Regions from separate parts of the Mus musculus genome. Here region 1 is linked to region 2. The links are chromatin loops, found by intact Hi-C in ENCODE. Cell type or tissue: left cerebral cortex. All regions are shown on one strand.

The links. Hi-C counts contacts between places; a loop is a spot of excess contacts. Peaks named below come from ENCODE experiments on the same cell type or tissue, not always from the same donor. Only the 100,000 strongest peaks of a DNase experiment are listed, where the experiment ranks them.
Region 1: a loop joins it to region 2, with 3 times the contacts of the local background. A loop is called at or near these places in 2 of 42 quality-filtered maps.

What each region holds. Positions count from the first base shown.
Region 1 is chr5:128,805,331-128,813,330 of GRCm38, forward strand. Rimbp2 (RIMS binding protein 2) reads right to left here. Exons shown (of 21, transcript NM_001378900.1): 6 at 1,027-1,231. Among named protein-coding and RNA genes, the nearest start is that of Gm34057, 8.8 kb to the right of the region's middle. In left cerebral cortex, CTCF peaks have their summits at 3,414 (motif pointing right), 3,615, 4,269 and 7,980; DNase peaks (open chromatin) are centred at 1,443, 2,393, 3,414, 3,648 and 5 more places; H3K27ac peaks cover 5,637 bases.
Region 2 is chr5:128,873,598-128,881,597 of GRCm38, forward strand. All of the region lies in intron 1 of Rimbp2 (RIMS binding protein 2), which reads right to left. Among named protein-coding and RNA genes, the nearest start is that of Gm34057, 59 kb to the left of the region's middle. In left cerebral cortex, no CTCF peak of the experiment used is centred here; DNase peaks (open chromatin) are centred at 3,574, 4,024 and 4,231; H3K27ac peaks cover 1,528 bases.

The DNA of each region.
Region 1 (8,000 bases), 68 kb before region 2:
CCACCTTATAGCCTATCTGACATCTTGCATCTGAGCAGGGCTTCCCATGGGACCCTGTCATTTAACAGACTTCACAGCCTTGGCACCCAGACACCTCCTGGGTGCACAAGGCTCAGTAAACAAAGAGAGGGGTGTGGGCTGTCCCATCCCATCCATCTTGTTTCTCATAGCAACAGCTACTGATGTTGTTTGTCAGTCTCTGCAATGCAAGAGTTAGAAGGAAAGGTTCAAAGCTGAGAGGCTGAGGGGAAGAACCCCATTGATGATGACACAGAACAACAAGCATTGCCTAGTTTTATAACAACAACAATGATAATAATAATAGCACCAGAAGCACTTCTCCATTTTGATAAGGACCAGGAGAGATTGGAAATTATCTTAATACAGCTACAAAAGGAAGTCTGGCATTCAGCTCTCTTAATTAAAAGAAGTCAACAATTTGGGGTTTTGTTTTTAAGACAGGGTCTTGCAATATAGCCAAGGCTGTTCCGGAAGTAGCTGAAATTCTCTGGCATCAGTCTCTCAAATGCTGGATTACAAGTATGAGCCTTTAATCTGGAGGGAGGGGCTCGAGGATAGCTTAATTGATAGTGTTTGCTAAACCTGAATGAGGAATTCACTTCTGTCTCCAGCACCCATGCAAGAAGCTAGACATGGCAACATACCCCATAATCCCAGCACACCCCTGGGGCCACGGAGACCATCAGATCCCTAGAGTTCATTCATACTCATCTAGGCTAATCAGCAAACCCCAGACCAATGAGATACCTGACTTACAAAAGCAAGGTGGATGGTTCCTGGGGAACACCACCAGAGGTTGACCTCTGCTCTCTACATGCATGTACTCACACCTGCATGTGCATCTTTACCCACACAAACATGCTTCCCCCAACACAGGGAGAATGGGAGTATCCAAACCACTCTACGAATGAGCAACCTGGGTTGTCCACAGTCCTGCTGCAGTAGGTCCTTATACTCTCAGCCACAGGCACCCTCCCAGAACCGTTGGGAGCACCCATCACTTACCTTTGTGGATGGAGGTGGCTAGTCCATTCATGTACTGAGGGAAAGGCTTGCCAGGGGCCAAGGGAACATCCAGCAGGGCCACTGAGCTGCTGCCCAGCAGGTCAATACTCCCAGTGTGTTGCCGGAACTTTTCCAGGTCCCGGGACAACAAGTTAAACTGCTCACTCTGCACACGGCATTTCTCTTCCAGCTCTCGGACCTTGGACTGCACAGCAGAGGCAGAACAGCGATCAACGAAGGGATAGTCAGTGGTGCAGATGTGCTCAGGGCATGTGTGCCTTTTAAGAATGTGAGTGTGCGTGCATATGATAGGCTGTGCGCTTGTGTGTGGCAGGGTCTGCTTCCACCTCCACAGAACAGCAGCGTCTGGGAGCCCAGCCTCACAGGCAGCCTGGCTGTTGGCCACCATGAGGAGCCACATGTGCCAAGAAATCTTGCCATCGCTCAACTCCCAGCCAAGTGTGGATTGTTCCAGGCTCTGTGTGCAGCCTGGGCACTTTGTGGTTGGCATGACTGTTTGGTATTTGGAGCGTACGGCTGAAACAGTTCTGACTTGGGAGCAGCCCAGCTACCAACCCATCATGCCATGCCATCTCAGTGGGTGTCCATCCCATGGGCCTGAAGACCCCTGAAGAACACAGCTGGCAGCCACACCAGGGAGTATCTACGTGGTACTGGGTTAGAAACGCCACTGTCATTAGCTAACACCACCATGACGCCTAGGGAAAGACAAGAACCTTTCAGGCAGGCAAACACATGGAAGAAAAGGGCAGCCAGCAAGCTCCCTCCTTGGGCACAGGTGTGGTAGGCTGTTCCTGAGTGCTGTGTGGCTCGTACAGAGGGTTTAATCTGTGTGCTTCCTGCTGCTCTCAGAAGAATTTGATACAAACATAGGTATCTAGCTGGTGCTCAATAGATTCTTGTTTTATTGCAGGCATGTGGGAATGTAGGGGGGAAATGGCTGAGTCAGTCTGCTACCTGGCTTGATCCATGGCTCAGGAGTGGACATGGTTCCTCCTCCTCCTCCTCCTCCTCCTCTTGCTCCTCTTTCTTTATCTCTTTTCTTTCTAATCTACATCCTCTCCCCGCTCTTGCAGAGTTTCCGCATCCTTTCTTCTTCCTCCTCCTTTACCTCTTTCCCCACCTCTTTATCCTCCCCTCCTTCCCCCTCCTCCTCCTCTCCCTCCTCTCCCTCTTCCTTGTGCCATAAGCATTAAGTCTCTCAGCTCTTTCATCCAGAACCGGGTGCTATTTATGTCTGCGATCACGGGTTTCCAAAAATAACCACAACGGATCCCAAGCCTATAATTAATTTCTTCAATTCATTAAAAAAAAATCAGCAGGGTTCCTCTTTTTAAAAAGCTGAATGGGGTTGGCTTAAGATAGCAGTCGCCTCAGAGGACGGCAAGGGACCGAACCTCTGGGCTCTGTGGCACAGGTGGGCCCTGGAGAGCTTTGGGGAGATCTGTGAGGACAAGTGTGATTCCAAGGGCAGAATCCATGTGTGGGATGATGACTTCAGGATCCGTGGGCCCTAGCGGCTCCACTCCTACTTAACGCATCCAAGAATCCTACATGAGGGTAGGGTCATCAGAGGGAGTGGCATCAAATGTCCCCATGAGGGGAAAGCCATCAGATCATCTGAGTAACCAAACTGGGCCATGAGTACCCACAGAGGCCAGTGGGGTTCCTGGGTACGAGGGTGAGCAGGAGATAGCACCTGTATCCTCTGACACTCCAAAAAGCACCTCTTAAGCATCCTACGCATATAACCAGACCCAAGGAACGAAAGGCAGGAGGACTCTCCATCCACACCACAAAATTTCAATGCTATGCATTCGGGAACAGTTCAGTGCTCGTCAGGTTGCGGGAGGGTGTGACTATTCAGGGGCAACATGAGTAGGTGTCCTCTGGTGGCAGAAGATGCAAGACATTGGATTGTAACCATGCAGGTCTGCAACAGCAATGGGACTCTAGAACTATACTATGAGAAGAGAGCCAAGTGGGTGGTGAGGTCCGAGGCCAGCTGTAGCTTGGCTGATTGGCACCGTTCCAGCCTCAGGTCCTGGACTTGCTCTGATGGGGCAAAATACTTTGGCCGGGGTACCTGGGAGGGGTGGAGCTTATAAAAAGTGTCCCTGCTGCTTTTTAAAGCTCTAATGAGTCCAAAGTTATTACTGAATAAAAAGGTTGATACAGATGGTATACGGATAGAGAGAAGCTATGCCCTCAGAGATGAATAAGTAGTGTTTCACTCTTCCAAAGCTAGGGATGGTCAGGGAGCATTGACTGGGGCTCTGCATTCAGAGAGCATCACCAGCTCAGACATCGGGTCTGGCCCATTCCTCTAGCTCTATGGGTACTCATGGCCCAGTTTGGCCTCTAGAGGGCGCCAGCAGCCAGTCCAGAGGCCCCAGAGACACGTGGACCTGTTGTATGCTAGCCTTATAGCCATACTTTTTCCTAAGCACAAGGAGTGCAAAAAGATGGTATTGGTTACTGAAATTCAAAGTGTTTAAAGGTGGGGCTGGAGAAATGGCTCAGTGGTTACAAACATTGGCTGCTGTTCCAGACAGCCTGGGTTCAATTCCCAGCACCCACGCAGAAACACACAACTGTTTGTAACTTGAGTTCCAATCAGTCCAGCGCCCTCTTCTGGCCTCTGTGGGCATTGCAGGCACATGGTATACAACCTCACAAAACACCTATACAACATAAAATAAAATAATTAAGGTATTTAAACACAGAGTTGGCTCACGTATTCGAGCACTGTCCCATACGTGAATGAACAAGGCACAGGGTAATGACAGCTTGCTGTCCTGGAGACGGTAGCCATGGCTAGGATAATTTTTCTTTTAAATATTTATTTTATGTGATTACACTGCAGCTATCTTCAGACACACCAGAAGAGGGCATAGGATCCCATGACATATGGTCATGAGCCACCATGTGGTTGCTGGGAATTGAACTCGGGACCTCTGGAAGAGCAGTTTAGTGCTCTTAAGCACTGAGCCATCTCTCTAGCCCCAAAGGCTACAGTTTTTAACAGTCTTTGTGTCTAGACACTGTTTAGCAGACCCAGTTGCCTGGGGTATGTTTGACTTGCAGCTTTCCCTCTGGTAAGCATGCAGGGACCTGACGGTGGAGATGCGTGTGTTCAAGAGAGCAGGGGCTTCTGGGTAGAACCAACTGCAGCCAGCAGACCAATGTCCCTGCTGTGTAGGTAATTGTTTGCTTTGCAAAGTGCGTCCACTAGGGGCGCTACAGTGGGCCTGGCTTTGGGGGTGAGCCTCAGTGAACTGAAATGGAGTGGAAGGGCCTGGTTTTCTAGGTCAGAGGAGACAGAGAATCCAAGTGTTGTGCCAGGCCACCCTGATGAACACTATCTTTCTTTCCCAAGCCTTCGGCTGCTCTCTCTGCTTTGAAAAGGCAGGATGCCAACTTGGGCCTCAGGAGTTTCCAGCCGTAAAGAGGAAGAGCCCACAGAAGCCTCAAGTCCCCATGTGTCCCTGTTGATCGCTCCTCAGGAGGCTATGTGCACATAGCCCCCAGCCTTCCCTGGCTGCAGCCAATGCATGTCTGGGCCACTCACTGGTTAGCTCTGATAGCTTGTATGTCACCCACTTCCTGGGGCACTCTGAAAGGAACTGCAGAGGCCTGTGCTGCTCCCGGCTACTGCTTCAACACCGTGGTGTTTATCTCAGTTTATCTGGAGCATTGTGGAGTCTCTCTCCGTTGCATGATGGGAACCTTGCCTCTGTGTGTTCCCTCAGCTTCACGGACACACCCACCCACTCTTCCCTGATGGGCCAGCCCAAGCCTCTCAGAGAAGCACCACCTGCAGGCGGGGGATGGAGGGGTCTGTGCTGTGACCAGGACCGTGGTGGTGGCAGATGGCAAAGCGTTCTATAATTGGAATAAGTGCAGCAGCTTGCAAATGCAAGCGGAGCATTTAAAAGCCAGAGGCAAATATCCCAAGACGTGACTGCCGGCTTTCCTGCCTCCTCCACAGGCGTTTCTCTGACTTTCCTCCTCCGAGGTGTGGGGCTGCATGCTGGGCTAGTGTCCAAGCTAAGGTAGCTTTGAAGGTAAAGGACATTTCTCCAATTAAAGACAATGGGACATGCAGAGATCACCTGCAGAGTTACCTACAAGCACGTGGAGTCTCATTCATCTATCATTGTTGCCATAGAAACAGATCTCTGTGGAAATGACCCCATCCTCAGGGCCCAGACCCCTTGCTCTCACCCTGACACTGCCCACAAACACTGTGTTCTTTCCTATACATCATTCTGGCTATGAGCTATGTATGACATTTCTCAGTGCCAGAGAGGCGATGCCACCACGCACACTTGTCCTTCCTGCCAGGAGCAAATGAACTAAGGGCCAGCATTCCCTAGAGCTCCCTTGTAACTCAGCAAGACAGCTGACCCCAACTTCACCTACTGTGAGGAGAGGAACGCAGTTGTCTGTGTGTTGGGGACCCTGCCTCTTCTTGCTCTCGGGGTCCCCGCCTGAATGATGGGAACGATCACTCCTGAACCTGGCATTCTCTCAGGTGTCCTGCATGGCAATCTCCCCACCCCATCCCCCTGCACCCTCTGGGAATCAGTTCTGCAAATATCTACAGAGCTGGTGGGTATGCAAAGGGCTTCAGTGTTAACAGTACATAGCCTCCAATGCAGCCACACTGCTCATACTTCAGGGCTGCAGGCTGCCTAAAGATGGTCACCCAGGCGACATCTAGGGTGCCTGATATACTCTGAAGATACCCACCCTTAGAGGGGGTCCTGACAACTAGCGTGAGGGACTTGGTCCCTGTCTCTCCACAGTGCTAAGATGGGATCCAGGCTGGGCTGCGGGGCCTGGGCTTATCAATTATGCGTTGGTCAAGACTTCAAGTGTCCCTCATTCCCATCAACTAGCTTGACGCCACCTCCTACGTGTGGCTCAGCCCCATCCTCGTGGGACCCTGCAAGGCTGCATAAGGCAGAGGTCCATCTGTGCTCTTCCTGGGCCTGGGGATCGAGACTTGTGACAAGCTCCCAGAGATGCCATGATGATCAGTCTAGCATTGAAAGCCCCTCATCTGGCAGGTAGGGAAGCTACCCCTCTCTGACTTCAGTACCAGTGTCTGGTCTGAGCCAGGGGCCACACTGGGGGACAATTGGAAAGAAAGCAGAGTGGCTCTCCCCTATGGAAGGAGCTTGCTGTTGGCTCGGGATGGATAGGAGGAGCCAGAATGAATTCTGATGACCCATAATGGAATTCTAGGCATACTGCCAGTCCCTCCCAACCACAAACCAACCCCAAGGAATAGCAGTCCCAGCCTCTCGCCCATGGTCATCTGAATTCATACCACTGGCCAGCGGCAGGGAGATGTGTGCACAGGGTCAGCTCAGCACTCCAAGAAAGCGTTTTCGTATTCCTATGCCCACTCCTCTGCTGGCACCAGGCTGCGGAGTCCTGGTCCACACCCACACCAGGTCCCTTTGTAGTGTTAGACCCTCAAGGTGCTCCATAGAAGGGAGAGAGGAGGAGGATGAGCAGACCCAGGGCTCAGAGCTGCCCGCCTAGGGAAAGTACCACAGAGCACATGTTCGAGAGGACAAGCCACACTGAATACCTGCATGCAGTCCAGGGTGTTCTGGGTGGCGAGCCAGACGAGACAATTACAGAGAGATGGTGTAAATGAAGTAGACAGTGCTCAGGACAGCCCATGGCCAAATAAATGGCCCACCCCAGCTTCTGAACAAAGGCATGTTGTGTCGTAGATGTTAGCAGGCGTAAGCTCAAAACACAGGCTACCAGCTGCAGTGATAACTCAGCAGGAGACTGGAGTGACACAGGCAACCAAGTCTGTACATTTCAGGGCAGCTAAAGAAAGGGACTCTTTCCTGCCAGGGGAGGTGAGACTAAACTGTCCCCCAGGAAGATAGATGTCCATCTGGAGGTGGCCCGTTCCATTCTCCCAAGACCTGCGTTTTTCTGGCATCCGACACACATATCCCTCTTGATCTAACTAATGGGAAATTTCCAACGATCAAGATCAGCTCATGGGATAGTGACCACAGAACCTTTCCTGGGGGAGCTATAGATTCCAAGGGGTGGCATAAGATGTGCACACACTCTGTTTTCAGCAGTAGCAGCTCCTCCCCTGGGGAAAGGGTCATTTTACGATTCCATGGAAATCCTACCTTCCCTGGCAGCAGGTAGCCTGGGGAGCTACACAGTCTGTCCAGTTCACTACTGCCTGCCTCACAGCGTGACCGCTGGCTAACTACTCACTCTGCATGAGGAATGACTGGCAAGGACCCCCCAAGGACACCGAGTTCTCACCATCCCTCTACCTATCTACCATTCTCTAAGAAGACCCACCCAGGACCAAAGTCACAGACCAGGAGCAGGCACTCTGTGTGCCACCCCAGATGATGGGACCTGGTGGCTGTTTTGCTTCCAGATCCTCGGGACCATTCAGGAAGATCTACATGTGGCTCAGATGGCCACTTCCACAGGGACAAAGATCCCATCAGTGGCTGGTACAGCATTAACCACTTTGGCTCCTAGACCAGTGGTTTCCAACCTGAGGGTTGTGACCTCTTTGGGGGCCATATATCAGATACCCTGCATACGAGATATTTACATTATGATTTATAATAGTAGCAAAATTACAGTTATGAAATAGCAACAAAAACAATTGTATGATTGCAGGGGCTGGGCGGGGGTGGGGGGGTGGGGGTGGGCGGTGCTCGCCACAATGTGAAGAACTGATTAAAGGGTTCCAGCATTTAGGAAGGTTGGGAACTGCTGTTTGAGACCCCCCCCCTTCTCCGATCCTGCAAGTGTCTCCCCAGCAGGAGCGCAAAGCTTCGGCACTGTCCCCCTATGCCACCCCTTAGAGGATGGCATCCCTAGGAACAACCCAACATTAAGTGTAGGAAAAGCGCCGCCTTGTGGCTCGATGAGAACAGCTA
Region 2 (8,000 bases):
CAAACCCTGTGAAAGAAGCGGTCAAATCGTGTGCCTCATTGTTAGTGGTCCTGAATACCAGATAACAGGTCAGCAGGGTGCTACAGAGAAGGCTCAGTGGTTAAGCATCCTGGCCTGTTCTTCCAGAAGGACTGGGTCCCATTCCCAGGAACCATATGGCGGTCTACAACCATCTCTAACTCCAGGGGACTCAACACCTATACCTTGCCTCTGCAGGCACCACTAGGCCCTGAACATAGTACACAGACATACATGGAGGCAAAACACCCATACTTGTAAACAAATTAATTTAAAAAATAAAAATAAAAGGTCTATAGGGTAAGATCCGGTCAGTCTCTCCAATTCTTTCTTATTTTTAACTATGTGTGTGGGAGAGAGTGTGTATGTGCATGCAGTGCCCACAGCATCCAGAAGATGTAGGCTTTTCTAGAGGCAGAGGTTAAGTTTCAAACCTGGGACAAATGACTGAGGTGCCTATTTAACATATCAAAGCAAGCGACCCAGACACCCTGCTATTCCTCAGTGCCTACCAGTTACAGGGTCCTCCTGGCTAGCATACCCTCTGGGCTACCCTTCTCTACATAATCACCCATCTGGTTACCTGATCCTTTCCCCTACTGCACCTGGTTCCCATCTCCCTTTTCCTCATAAGGCTCAGAGTCATCTCCATACTCGACTCTCCCAGATGTTCCTGCCTCTGGCTCTGCTCTCCCACATATCTATAGTAAATTAGAATTCTCTACCCCCCCCCTCCAGACAGGGTTTCTCTGTATAGCCCTGGCTGTCCTGAAACTCACTTTGTAGACCAGGCTGGCCTCAAACTCAGAAATCCGCCTGCCTCTGCCTCCTGAGTGCTGGGATTAATAAAGGCGTGTGCCACCATCGCCCAGCTAAATTCGAATTCTCCTCCACCATCTATAGCAGCAGGTGTGTCCTGTCCTCCTCCTTCCCTTCCCTGTCCTTCTTCTTCCCTTCCCTTCCCTTCCCTTCCCTTCCCTTCCCTTCCCTTCCCTTCCCTTCCCTTCCCTTCCCTTCCCTTCCCTTCCCTGTCTCCCTTCCCTGTCTCCCTTCCCTGTCTCCCTTCCCTGTCTCCCTTCCTTGTCTCCCTTCCCTGTCTGTCTCCCTTCCCTGTCTCCCTTCCCTTCCCTGTCTCCCTTCCCTGTCTCCCTTTTCCCTTTTCCCTTTTCCCTTCCCTTCCCTGTCTCCCTTCCCTTTTCCCTTCCCTTCCCTTTTCCCTTCCCTTCCAATTTCCTTGTTTCATTCAGGTGTGAGTCTATCTACATTGGTGCTGGTAACTGAGGCTCTTAACCACTAAGCCATCTTTCCAGCCCCTTTCTCCAGGATCTTAATGAAGCCTTTCCAAGACATAAGGAGGCAAAATACACAGGGACTGACCTAGGAAAGTGTCGACCCAGGAGCGAGGTAGCATTAAAAATGTTTGAGTTCAGTGCCAATAGCTTTTGAAAATTTAAGCAAACACCTTGCTGTGCCTGGTCCCGGAGAATTATCTTGCTTGTAATGTTTACTTAATCCCATGCTGAGGTCTCCCACTTGAATACTGGCTCAGTATTGGTTGCAGGTGTCACCATATTACCACACCTGAGTTGCTCCCTGCCACCATCTCAGCAGACAGCCTCCCCTTTTAAACAGCCAGTGGGTCGCATCACCCTCCCACACGTATGTTTAACAGAGATTCAGCTCAGGAGAGATGGGCTTCCTAAATTCATTAGTCATTTTTTTTGGTTGGTCATTAATTAGTGATGACAACTGAACCCAGGGTTTCATGCATGCTAGACAAGTAGTTTACCAATGAGCTATATCTCAACAAACTTTATTATTATTATTATTATTATTATTATTATTATTATTATTATTATTATTTATTAATTTAAAGACAGGGTTTCTCTGTGTAGGCCTGGCTGTCCTGGAACTCATTGTATAGACCAGGCTGGTCTCAAACTCACAGAGATCCACCTACTTCTGCCTCTTGAGTGCTGGGATTAAAGGTGTGCACCACCACACCTTGGCTGCCACACCTCAAATTCTTTATTTTTTATTTTGAAACAGACTTAAAAAGTTGCCCAAGCTGGCCTTGAACTTATCCTGGACCTCAGATGAACCTCCTGTCTCCAGCTTCACAGTGATTTTTCTCATGGCCTGAGTTCACTTGTTCTAAACGTGGGAAAGCCTACGAAGGTAGAAGAAGAGCTCTTCCTGGCCCATTTGTGAAACTCCAGCCTGGGAGAGTCCAGGACTAAGAGATAAAGAAACCCCAGGGGAAAGTGGCTTCCCTTTTAAAAAGTGGCAGGTGTGATTGCTGCTCTGGTTTTACATCAAGGAACACTGTGGGTGAGTGACCTTCCCTGATTGCAGACCAAAGGTCTTGGTGACCTGGGCACTAGCAGCGGGCCTCTGAAGGCTTCAGGAGAGAACTCATCTCTATCTGACAAACAAGACTATGGCTGCTGGGCTCATGGGAAGACACCAGTGTGTCCCCTGCTAGATGTGGAAAAAGTGCCTGGTGGCCCCTAATGGCCACATCTGTATCTCCACCCTCACCCTTAGATCAGTGCTCCTTTCCCAAGCTCTGTGCCAGTCACCCTGCTGCTAAGCCTACATTGGGTCTTTCTGCTCCCAGGAGGCCTTCACAGGATGGGATGGATAGCCCATTCTTAACACAGTGTAGCAGACGGTCTGACCACCAGAGACTGGAGACCAGGTCATCTAAATGCCTTTCCCTGGTGGAAAACACCAGATGAGTCTGGGTCCCTCTGGGTCAGTGGCAGTGAGCATAGGTCCCAGCCAATCCAAATGGGCAGGAGGAGGGAGTGAGAAGCAAGCTTCCCCAGGCTGTGAAGGTTGTAGAAGCAGGGGGTCACTTATCACCACAGCATGCCATATGCCATGGAGATCAAAGAATCAACAGCCCTGGTGAACAACAGAAACAGTCCCATGCCTAGCAATGTGCACACCCTTGTCCCAATCTGTTGCCATTGTCATAAGCACTGCTGCACTGGACGCCTCTATCATATGCAATTGCCCGGATACAGGCCCGCAACCACCAGGTCTGTTCCAGGCACCGGGCATCACCCTAGAGAAGTACCACTCTCATTGATGGAAAAGACCAACCACAGTGGCTATAACATACAAACCAGGGAGAATAATGCAAAATCATAATCGTGCTAAGGAACAGAAAGGATGGGTTAGGCAGGCAGGCAGCAAGGACCACCCTGCCTCAGCTCACATCAGTCCCCAAGGGCAACCACAAGAGTCTCTGTCTGACCCACATCCTCTGGCATCTAGTGGTTGAAAATAACCCCCACCCCCATGTCTTCCTCCCCCAGATGGCAGCTTACCACGACACCATGCCAGAGAAGCTGGGAAGCCAATTGGGATAAAGAAGAAGTTGGTGTGGCACTTCAAGGAAGTAGAGGGTTGCAGCCAGAAGTTGTGCTGGTGAAGACACAAACTGGAGACAGACTGGAAGACCGGTAAGCCTCTGGTGTGACTAGGCTGGACAGACTAGGGGCGGATCATAGGGGAGAGGGAGGAGCCACCGGTGGGCGTGTCCCATGGACAGTGCTGAAAACCTTGGATCTTACTTTGAGCATGAAAAAAGGGTATCTCTTTGAGCTTTCTGGGCCCTTTAAGGCAGATTTGAACACCGTAGGACCAAAGCAGGGTGTGATAAGGAAAAGAGGAAGTAGGAAAAGGGAGGCAGGGAGCAGGATGGCTGGGTCAGCAGGCAGAGGGAGGGTATAGCTTTATGCCAGGGGGACAAGACCATTGCACCTACCCACAAAGGAAATGGTTCTAACACTATCGGGGCCCACTGTGAACTGTGGCTTCCACACCACACAAATCTGTGGTCTCGGTAGGTTGTTCCCCAAGCCCCAAGAGCAGCTCAGCCGGCTCAAGCCACGTAGTGACGACTCTGGAGCCAAGCGGAGGTGTTTACCTCCTCCAGCAGAGGCAGATGGTGCCTGGGGGTGCATAATGCACGCACTTGCTCATACTGAGACCAAAGTCATTGCCCAAGAAAGAGAGAATCAAGCCAAATGGTGCTGCTCCTCCTGGCCAAGTGTCCCGCTGGGCCTGGAAAGCTGCAGAGAGGAGGATTAAGAAGAGGTGAGAGAGAGAGAGAGAGAGAGAGAGAGAGAGAGAGAGAGAGGGAGAGAGGGGGGGAGGCGTGGCGCTGGCAGTCTGAGAGGGTGGCACAAGCTCTTTAGCACAAGCTGCTGGAAGCGGCAGTCGGAGCTGCCTAGGCATATGCGGGCGCCACATGCCATAAACGAAGCCCCAATCCTAAACGCATCACACCAGGGGAGAGATTGCAAGATTCATCACAGCCCGGCAGGCTCAGGGCCAGGAGGCAGAGACCTTCCCAGGGAAAATAGCTGACACCACAGCCAGGAGGGAAGAATAAGCACTTTGTGCTCAGCCGGGGCCAAAGACTGAAGAATGAGCCAGCCTTGGATTGAAGAATGAGCCAGGCTCGGTGACCCATGCCTGAAATCCCAGTACTTCAGGGTCTGAGGCAGGGGGATAAGCCATGAGTTTCAAACCACCCTTTACTGCATAGTGAGTTCAGGGCTAGCTTGAGCTAGAGTGAGACCTTATCAAGAAGGCGGGAAGGAGAGAGTTGTGGTTTTTGTTTTGTTTTGTTTTGGTTTTTTTAAGTGACTAACAGGGGTTGGAGAGTTAGCTTAGTAATTAAGAGTACTTGGTGTTCTTACCAAAGGACCAGGGTTCGATCCCCAGCACCCACATGGAGGCTCACTACTTCCTCAGGCACCTCAGACATGTGGAACACAGAAATGGATACAGGCAAGACACTCATACACACAAAATAAAATAAATCTAAGATGAGATGTCAGGGGTGGGGGGGAGCTAATGAGGCTATTCTGGTGGGAAATGAGGAACGGCTCCGCCAGGGCACGGAGGCTGGGATAGGTCACACTGCACCGCAGTCTCCCTGGGCAGGGGAGCACCACACTGTCCTGAGCATAGGCCACAGCCTGAGGCCTCTCTGTGCACTGAGTTCAAACCCAGCACTCCAAGTCTCTGAGTTTTCTCATCTATAAAACAGGGACGGTGACATGCCCGACTAGGGAGACCGGCATAGCAACAGGTTTGATTGGATTAGGGCTCTAAAGACAAACACCAGGAAGTGGTCCTTCATGCTGGTTATGGCCACAGCTGCCTGCAGTGGTTCTTACTGGTCTCAATAGCACAGTCACCACGATTAGAAACAATCCAGATGTTGCCATGAACAGGAAGGGACCATGAATAGGAAGCCACACCCCTCTCAAATTTCCCTCAGTAGCGCAACTGACTTAAGACATTTTAAATGAAGTAGCAAAGAGTAGCTATAATTCCAGCACTTGAGAGACGTGGGCGGGGGTGGGGGAGGGGGGTTCCATAAGTTTCCAAGAAACCTGGACTAGGGTGAGATCCTTTATCAAAAGAAATGAATGAATGAGAGGCAGAGGAGGGGAAAGAAGGAAGAAAGGGAGCTGATGACATCATCTATGTACTGCGGAAGGCTAGTGCCAGCAAGCTGGGTGGTAGCAAGCTGGGTGCCACATACCACAGGGAAGTACCTGTTCTGTTCATACCTAGCTGCTGTTCCTCTGGAGCACCCGCAGCTCATTGTCTGTGTATCAATTACAGAGCAGGAAGGGTCTGTGTATCACCACCCAGAGCTGGGGCGGAGGCCCAGAGGACTCTGTCCATGGTGCTGGCCTTCCCATTCCCAGCCCCCTCACCTGTCCTTTTGTCCTGGCCATCTTTCTTCAGCATCTCTTTAGCACCATCTCTGTTAAAGTATCCTCCATGGATCCCACTGGCAACCACAAGCCTACCCAAACTCTGAACTCACACAGCTTTGCCCCAGCCTCCCCTGCCCTGCCCTGCCCTGCCCTTCCAACCTTGCTTACCCTCATCCTAGCTCCAGACAACACATTGTTTCTGCCTCTCAAATACCACAGCCTTGCTGACTCCTCAAGGCCTCTGCTCAGCCTCCCCCTTTTTCCTGAGTCTTTTTCAGAGACCTTTCTTTTTTTCCTGCTGGGTTCTTTCTTGACATACACTCTCCACGCCACTGCCACGTAACTCGGAGAGGCCTCTCTCCACCTGAGCCACCTTCTGTATCATGGCTCTGCACCTTCTTTTCATTGCACAGACAGCTGAGACAATTGCAGCCCACACACCATCATGGGTCCACAATGCCTGGATATATAAAGTATACACAGAACATAACCTGTGGGCCCTGGGGATGGGATAGGGAGAGGGGAGAGGGAGAGAGCCCACATCCGGCCAGAGCTCCTGTGCTCTGGGCAGGCAGACATGGGAGGGCTGCCAGACAGCTTTCCACTCAGCCCCAGGTGGGCATCTAAGCCACTGACCCCACTCGACAGGGGTGGACAAGGGGCAGCCCCTATATCAGGAGATACGGGAGAGACGGCAGAGGGAGAGAGGTTCCCATGCAGGCGAGAGTCCTAAGTCCAGTCCATGGCTGGAGTATAGGAAAACCTTCCATCAGGAGATTAGAAATGGCTCATTAGGAGAAAGCCTATCCCATCATCTAAGCACAGCGGGCCTTGATGAACAGAGACAGTCAATGGTTTTAGAGCTTTATTGTAGAAAGGCAGGGGAAAAGAGAGAAGAGAGAGACCAGCCATGGCCAAGAGGAGAGAAGGGGGGAAAGGAGAGAGAGAAGAAAGGCTAGAGTAAGAGGTTAGAGAGATAGAGTGAGGAGAGAGACTAAGAGAGTGAGAGGAGAGTGAGGTGGGGCCAAGCAGCCCCTCCTATGGTGGGCTTGTTATCTTACTGTTCCTAGGTAACTGGGAGGAGTCTAGCCTGAAGGTCAGAAGCTTGGGACATTGCCTACGTGACTAAAAGCTACGCTTCTCCTGTGGGGGCTGTGGGGGCTGTGGGGGCTGTGGGGGTAGTAACTTCGACAGGAGCCAGGGGTCCAGGAGACATGAGGGAACACCTACTGTCCCATGTAGGTGAATTATCACCACCAGGTTCTACCAGGGTTCAGACCTCAACTGGACTGGAGACTAGGCCTGCTGTGTATAGCCCATTGTCCCACAACAACCAATGATCCTAGCAGGCTCTGACAGTGTGACATTGCTTGATCTTGTGTATTCTGCATCAAAATACGAGCACAAGCTGCGTGGGCTGTAAAGGATGAGAAACTGTCTCATCCACTTTGTTCAGATCTTAATGCTAAGTCCAAGATTCACACTGAGTGCTTTGTGACCAGGGGCAGAACACCCCTGTCCTTGGCTTTACTGACTTGCAAAGTGGGGCAATAGGATCTCTTTCTTTTTTTTTTTTTTTTTTTTTTTTTTTTTTTTTTTTGATTGCTGGTAAGGTTCAATGAATTAATGACAGACTATTGTGCCCCTCCATCTCTCAAGCGCTGGAATTATAGCTACGAGCTACTTTGCTGCCCTATTTAAAGGGAAGTGTCTCAAGTTGGCTGTGACACTGGGAGAAATTTGAGAGGGGTGTGGCTTCCTATTCATGGTTCCTTCCTGTTCATGGCAACATCTGGATTGTTTCTAATCGTGGTGACTGTGCTATTGAGACCAGTAAGAACCACCTCAAGCTGCTGTGGCCATAACCAGTGTGAAGGACCACTTCCTGGTCTTTGTCTTTAGAGCCCTAATTCAATCAAACCTGTTGCTACATCTGCCTCCAGAGATGGGTGTGTCCCTGACACCTATCAGGCACTTTTCAAGCATTGGTGCACCATCATCACCGTAAGCATCTTTGCCATCATCACCACCATCAACTTCATCACTGTGAGGTAGTGCGTGCCCAGGGCCTTGTTAAACCCTTCTTAAAATATTGGGTAACGCAGAGGCTTGTCTTTCTTATTCCAGCAGCTGAACACAAGATGAACGACTAGGGGCCACACACCTCCATGTAAAACCAGGTAAGAGGCTCACAGCTCTCACTCCTTTTGATTTAGAGATTGAGGGGTT